3 separate regions of the Homo sapiens genome follow, and regions 1 and 3 are each linked to region 2. A link is a loop called in an ENCODE intact Hi-C map of the cell type or tissue named here. Cell type or tissue: CD14-positive monocyte. All regions are shown on one strand.

Region 1 (2,500 bases), 230 kb before region 2:
TGACCTTAAGAAAAAACAGAACAACGAAAGTATTAAGCGTAAAACCTTTCTCTTTTAATGAATGAGTAAATATTCATGTTATTATTCCTAGAAATAAGAACTCTGTCCGCCTGGGTAACATAGTGAGACACCATCTCTACAAAAAAATTAAAAAGCTAGCCAGGCGTGGTGGCATGCGCCTGTAGTCCCAGCTACTTGGGAGGCCTAAGGCAGGAGGATTGCTTGAGCCTGGGAGGTTGAGGCTGCAGTGAGTCATGGTCATGCCACTGCCCTCCAGCCTGGGTGATGCAGCAAGACCTTGTCTCAAAAAAGAAAAAAAAAAAGGAAGAAAGAAAAGAAAAGAAAAAAGAACTCTGAAGACCTTGGGAAAGAATGGTACTTAGTAGTTAGAGTTCTGTATATAAGGAAAATATTTCCAAATGCTCTATGAGGTCTGGAAAGTTATTTCACTAAGTACATTCAAAGTTGCAACAGGAGATCATTTTTTGCTGGATGGTTTTAATAATAATATACAGTGCCCCATGTATAAAGAGCTGTAGCTAATGGCAGCCATAAGGTATGTAAGCACAAAAGGGACATGTGTTTATGCTGAAGGTTTTGATTTCAAAAATAAGGCCATGTTTTAAGTTATTAGAGAGCACGATTCTTATACTATCAAGGTATTACAATGCTTTGGAGATGTCCATTAATTTATGGGCTTTTGGATTCCTGTAAGTGCTTACTTCATAATTCCTGGGTCTATATTTGCCTTGAATATCCATCAATATTCCACAAGTACTTGCTGCAACCCTATCCTCCCTACAAGCTCCCCCAGTACAAACATACAAAATTGATAAGACTCAAGGTCCTCTCTTGCCACAATCAGATCATTAACCTGCGCTGCCAACCAGAGTTTCATGGTTCTTTATTTATTTATTCATTTATAATATCTAGGATTATAGTCTAAGAAGCAGGATTCTCCAAGGAAAATGGTCACACACACACACACACACACACTCTTACATTATCACTGGCTCAGCCGGCTGGGATTAGACTTTAACTCAGGCCCTTTATTAAAATGAAGTTGCAAAAGGCCAATTTCACTTCCTCTTTCCAAGAGGTGTGAGATTCTTGCCACATCCCCAGGCCCCTACATGTTCTGTAGGTAGAAAGAAGCAAAATAATCTCCAATATGTGCAAAGTTCAGAAATCAGGGCTGCCAGAAGACAGACTGGCTATGATGGACTGTCATTTGGTATTACTAAAAAAAAAATCATGGGTCATTTACCAAAATCTCACTTTATATTCAGCTATTTTAGTATCACATTGACAAAGTACAGGGTTAGAAATACAAACAAATTTAGAAATGAGGAGGTAAAGCTAGGGGAAAACTAAAAGGCTAGAGGGTGGTTCATATAAAACCTAATTTAAAAATCTATGAGATTTTAAAATACGTGGGGAGTTTACAATCTAGTCTCCTATATTAACACTTCTGAACATTACACATAGTTAGCCATCAAATATTTATTGAGTTCTTCTAATGTGCCAGCCAATGCTCTAGGTGCTGAATATAGTGAACACACCAGAAAAAGTCCTGCCCTTAAGGAGGTTATAAGGCGGAGATGACAATGAACAAATAAACATACAAGGTGAATAACACATAAAATATATAATAAATGTTAAATAATATAGACTATGAAATATGAACATATATTAATAAACTTTTATTGTTCATTATATATTAATAAAATATATAAATATATTAAATGTTATATAAAATAATGAAAATATACAATAAATCAGGCAAGTATTATGACAAAAATTAAGTAGGATAAAGGGCAGTGGTGTACCTAGTGCATCTGACACCCTGAGCAGATCAATTTTTAAATATCTGCCTCCTTTATATGACAAATTATTATATGAAAAATTATATTAAATAATCGTGAAATGAAACATGCAGCAGAGTCTAAGAGGGCCCCCATGATGCCCACTGGTATGATTTGGGTCTGTGGCCTGCCCAAATCTCATCTTGAATTGTAATCCTCAGTGTTGGAGAAGGGGCCAGGTGGGAGGTGATTGGATCGTGGGGGTGGATTACCCCCTTGCTGTTCTCATGATAGTGAGTGATTTCTTGCAAGATTTGGTTGTTTAAAACTGTGTGGCACCTCCCCGCTCTCTCTTTGTCCTGCTCCTGTCATGTAAGACTTGCCAGTTTCCCCTTCACCTTCTGCCATGATTGAAAGTTTCCTGAAGCTTCTTCAGCCTTGCTTCTTGTACAGCCCGTGGCACTGTGAGCCAATTAAACATCTTTTCTTTACAAATTTCCCAGTCTTAGGCAATCCTTTACAGCCGTGTAAGAACAGACTAATACACCCACCTTATGCTATTCATGTCTTGTGTAAATCCCCTCCCCTTGAGTGTGGGTGAGACTTGTTAATTGCTTCTAACCAGTAGAATATGGCAAAGCTGATGGGATACGATTGTGCAACATAAAATTGTACCCCATCTTGCTTGGAGATGC
Region 2 (2,500 bases):
CTTCTACCACTAATATTGGGCAGGTTATATAAACCAACAAAGCCCCATGGCCCTCATTAGAAAATGGGGATGCTAATGCCCATCTCTGAAGCCCTTTATAAGAATTAAATGAGAAGCCTGGTATATGGTGAGAATATAATAAGTGGTAGGTATTATTATCAAGACCACTTTCTTGGGTCTTTCGAGAGGTCCTTCTATCTTCTCCTATATTAATGTGATGTTTCTTTTCACTGTCACAAACTGAAAGGTCAGAGTTCCAGAGCAAATTACCCATGGAGCAGCCACCACAGAGGGCCTTGTGTTTGCTGAAAGTAATTGAATAAGTATTTGCAATAGTGCTGACTGTATAATGGAGAGAGCTGATTCTTTTCTCTCTCAATTTTATTTTGTTTAGTGTTAACGTTGGTTGGTGAATAATGGCTGCTTCAAATTAGATATTACTTTGAATAATTAGATTCCCTTTATAAAGCTATGATAAATTAGTTACTGCTACAGGAAATCCAATTTTTTAAAGGGCATAAAATAGGACTCTGAATGCTTCATATAGTTCTCTAAACTGGGTTTGTTAAATATTATCCATATTTATCAGAGAGGCAAAATTAACCCCAGTTTTGAGGGATATAATAGCGTTTAAGAATTCAATCAGATGACCTCTTCAGGCTAACAATGAGCAAAATAAAAACTAGAGCACCTGCCATTTATGACCAAAATCTCAAGAGATAACGATAATTCTAGATGCATAGTTTTGACACACTGAGTTTTTTAAAGCTAATTTTCATCTGCTTATTTTATTCCTAAAGCTGAGAATGTTAAAGTATTTAAAAAGAGGTTTGCTTGTTTCTCTCATTATATAATTATGACAAAGAAAAAAGATCATCCTTTTGCAAACTTCTCAGGTTCCTCACTTCAATGGATTTATTCTTTGAGCAGAAATTGTAACCTTCCAGTGAGATTGTAAATGGCATTCATTCTTTGATTCTTTTTCCTGTAACTTCCTTTTTTTTTTTTTTTTTTTTTTTACCATAAGCACATAGTACAGTACTTTAAGAATTAGGAAAAATCTTTTTAGTTGTTATTTTTATTTTTATTTCTCATTGAAAAACAAAAAGCAGTGTGGGCAGGGGACCATGCCACCTTCACCAAGGCTGGACTAAGAATGTGCCATCGGGGAGGACTCATAGCTATTGTGAGTTGATCACACCCAAGTTTGTTGAACCCTGAACGCTGAGAATATGGACAATTGGGCAATAAGAAATATTTAAATGTCTATTATGTGCCTAATTTTAGTCAGACTTGTATGGCTATTGCAGCATTTATGCATGGCTATAATTCTCAGACTAAAGAATAGCGCCTAGCACACAGTGGGCGCTCAGTAAATATCCGCCGAATAAACAATGCAGAGCTAAAGCAGGACAGCAATTATCATGCCTCAAACAGGGGAGGTCTGAGTCACTTCCTGCCTGAGAAGCCAGAAGAGGGTTTTTCTCTCTGAAAGTACAGTAGTTGATTCTGAAGTAGGAACCAAATTAAGCAGAAACATTGATGCACATGACTTTAAAAACTATTAAGTTTTCATTGTACTTTTTCTTCTCACAAAGGACTCTAGAATAATAGGATGTACAGATAAGGAAAAAGAAGAAATATGTTAAAAGAAACACTGTTATGGCACAGGTACATAATTTTTCATTTGATTATCTATGCATACCATATAATTAACATACATATATATTTTTTCTTTTACAAAAACTGGAACCATACCATTTTGTAATTTTTTTGCTTTGTCACCAGATAGTCCCCTGCCACATTATTTCAGTAAGAATGTATATCATACCAGATGGATGTACCCGAATTTATTTGCCCACATCCCTGTTGCACATTAAGAAAATACTGCAATGAACATGTGATACCCATCACAATAGAATACTTAATAGATTAAAGTGACCTCTCAACTATAAAGAACTTGCCTTAAGTTACTTTTCCTGAAGTAGCAATGGGACTGACGTCATTCACTGGAGAGAGAAGAGGAGTCTGTGTCTGCCCAGGGCAGTGCTAACTGGCAGGTGAAGAAACAAAACCCAGGGTTCCCGGGACTTGGGCAACAGAGGACACATTGTTATCAGAAAATCAAGTGAATTTTTTGAAGCTGAAAGGAACTTTAGAAATAGTCAATTGTTACATCCTCAATTAACTCTTGAGGTTCCTGGAGAGGTTAAATGGGTTTTTTGTTTCGTGTTTTGAGACGGAGTCTTGCTCTGTCACCCAGGCTGGAGTGCAATAATGTGATCTCTGCTCACTGCAACCTCTGTCTCCCAGGTTCAAGCGATTCTCGTGCCTTAGCCTCCTGAGTAACTGGGATTATAGGTGTGTGCTGCCATGCCTGGCTAATTTTTGTAACTTTAGTAGAGACGGGGATTTGCCAGAAGAGATGTTGGCCAGGCTGGTCTCCCAACTCCTGACCTCAAGTGATTCACTAGCCTCGGCCTCCCAAAGTGCTGGGATT
Region 3 (2,500 bases), 310 kb before region 2:
TTTCTTTAATATTGACCTTGGACAGTGTAGTGACTTAATTTCTTTGTTATGTTCATTTTGAATAGTTTGTCACAGATGTTCTCTGGATTTCTTATATCCAGATGTCTACCTCTCTAGCAAGATTAGGAAAATTTTCTTGAATTATTTCCTCAAATATGTTTTCCAGGTTGTTTACTTTTTCTCTTGTCTCTCAGGAATGCCAACAATGCATAGGTTTGGTCACTTGACATAATTCTATATTTCTCAAAGACTATCTTTAAAAAATTCTTTTTAACAAAATTTTTGTGTAAGTGGGTTAGTTCAAAAGACCAGTCTTCAAACTCTGAAATTCTTTCTTCTGCTTGGTGCAGTCTATTGATAAAACTTTCAGTTGTATTTTGAAATTCCCTAAGTGAGTTTTTCAATTCCAGAAGCTCTGACTGATTTATTTTTAGGATGTTTTATCTCTTCTTTCATTTCCCAGATTACTTTAGAAGTTTCCTTGTGCTGATTTTTTTTTTTTTTTTTTTAGATGGAGTCTTTCTTTGTCACCCAGGCTGGAGTACAGTGGTGTGATCTTGGCTCACTGGTACCTCCGCTTCCCAGCTCAAGTGATTCTCCTGCCACAGCCTCCCAAGTAGCTGGGACTACACACGTGCGCCACCACACCCAGCTAATTTTTTGTATTTTTAGTAGAAACAGGGTTTCACCATGTTGGCCAGACTGGTCTTGAACTCCTGACCTCAAGTGATCCTGCTGCCTTGGCCTCTCAAAGTCTTGGGATTACAGGCATGAGCCACTGCACCTGGCCTGTGTTGATTTTCAACCTTGTCTTGGATCTTATTGAGCTTCCTTGCAATTCATGCTTTGAATTCTTTATCTGTAATTTCTGGGTTTCCATCTGGGTTAGGGACCATTGCTGGAGAGCTACTGTGATCTTTTGATGTTGTCACATTCAGATTTTTCATGGTTCCAGAATTCTTGCTCTGATTCCTTCTCATCTGGAAGTGCTGGCACTTCTAATTTTTGTAATTATTTTTGTGTGGGTAGGATTTTTGTTTTTATTTCTTTCCCTATAAAATTATTGCCTTTTCTTCTTTTTCTTTCCCTTCCCCTCTTCCTACACTCTCTAGATATTACACGGGGCTGTGCAGTTAAACAGACAAGCCAGTAGATGTCACTTATGTGTAAGAGCTGGTTGTGGCCAACATGGCTGGGTATATACCCGATCCTTGTTTACTGAGAGGAGCTCTTTGTTGCCTCAGGCAATGGGCTCATTTATGGAATGCACAGTGGTCTGAGCTCTCTTCTCAGCTCCAGGGAATGGAGGGGTGGGGCAAGATGGGTGGAGCCGAACTTGGAAGGCCCAGTTACACGTCCCCTGATGGCAAGCATAAGCACCAGTGCCAAAGGAGAATCCAGTGGGCTGCCACCAAGTTTCTAGAGGTGTGCCTAGGCATGGAGCTAGGAAACCTCCTCAGCCCCAAGTTCTCTGGATGGGGATGGGTGTCAGCCTAAACTCCTAATCCAGGAGAGTGGTGCTCCAGGGTCCTGAAGATCTCCCTGGCCATGAAGCAGAGAAAAAGTCCCCTGCACCAAGATCTCTGTACAGGAGGGGTGGGGTGACTTCAGCTGCTGAACCAAGCAAGAAGGTGATTTGAATGTCTGGAGATCTGCTTGCAGTGGAGGGGGCCCTACTGTACCACAGTCTATGCACAGGAAGGGTGGGGGTGGCTCAGGCTGCTGAACCAAGAGAGCAGGTGCTCCAAATGCCTGAAGATATGCCTAGGGGTGAAGCAGGGAGAGCCACCTGCACCAGGATCTCTGCACAGGAAGAAAGGGCCAATTAGACTTCTAGTCCATGCTAACAGGTGCTCCAAATGCCTGCAGAGTTGCCTACATGTGGAGCAGAGAGGGCCCTATGAAACTTGGTTTCATTTTGTCATTGGCAGCTGCTATGGTTTGGGTAGGATTTGTTTGTTCCCAGCAAAACTCATGTTGAAATTTGGTCCTTGTCTTGCGGGGTTGGGAAGTAAGCCTGTGGGAAGTACTTGGTCATGGAGGCAGAGCCCTCATGCATGGCTTGGTACCCTTTTGTTAGTTAGTAAATTCTTTGTCTGGCCAGACTAGGTTCATTGCTGAGAATGGATTTCTTCCCTTGAGAATAGGTTGTGGTAAAGCCAAGATGCCATTGGGCTCTGACTTTTCATAATTCCCCTTTGACCTTCTCTACCATGTTTGGACCTACCATGTGGCTCTCACCAGAGCAGATGCTAATGCTATGCTTCTTGTACTTCCCAGCCTGCAGAACCATGAGCTAAATGAACCCCTTTTCTTTGTAAATTACTGGGTCTCAGATATCCTGTTACAGCAACACAAAACAGACTAAGTGAGCAGCACAGCCACCCTTTGTGATTCAGGGGGCAGATTCTCACCTTCAGCAAATCAGTTTGGGGATGCCTGCAGGAGCTGTCAACAAGGAAGACAAAGAATGTCAACAAGGAAGACAAGGAAGACAAAG

Evidence for each region. A loop is a pair of places that touch in the nucleus more often than their neighbours do. Peaks named below come from ENCODE experiments on the same cell type or tissue, not always from the same donor. Only the 100,000 strongest peaks of a DNase experiment are listed, where the experiment ranks them.
Region 1: it touches region 2 in a loop (2.4-fold over the local background); 47 of 110 quality-filtered maps call a loop at or near these places.
Region 3: a loop joins it to region 2, with 2.4 times the contacts of the local background. A loop is called at or near these places in 34 of 110 quality-filtered maps.

What each region holds. Positions count from the first base shown.
Region 1 is chr12:47,311,550-47,314,049 of GRCh38, reverse strand. No RefSeq gene overlaps it. Among named protein-coding and RNA genes, the nearest start is that of LINC02416, 41 kb to the left of the region's middle. RefSeq lists an enhancer at 1,182-1,231. In CD14-positive monocyte, no CTCF peak of the experiment used is centred here; a DNase peak (open chromatin) is centred at 1,079.
Region 2 is chr12:47,084,880-47,087,379 of GRCh38, reverse strand. All of the region lies in intron 1 of PCED1B (PC-esterase domain containing 1B), which reads right to left. Among named protein-coding and RNA genes, the nearest start is that of AMIGO2, 6.2 kb to the right of the region's middle. In CD14-positive monocyte, no CTCF peak of the experiment used is centred here; a DNase peak (open chromatin) is centred at 1,449; H3K4me3 peaks cover 672 bases; H3K27ac peaks cover 529 bases.
Region 3 is chr12:47,396,523-47,399,022 of GRCh38, reverse strand. No RefSeq gene overlaps it. Among named protein-coding and RNA genes, the nearest start is that of LINC02156, 17 kb to the left of the region's middle. RefSeq lists a silencer at 1,186-1,235. In CD14-positive monocyte, a CTCF peak has its summit at 1,098; a DNase peak (open chromatin) is centred at 1,172.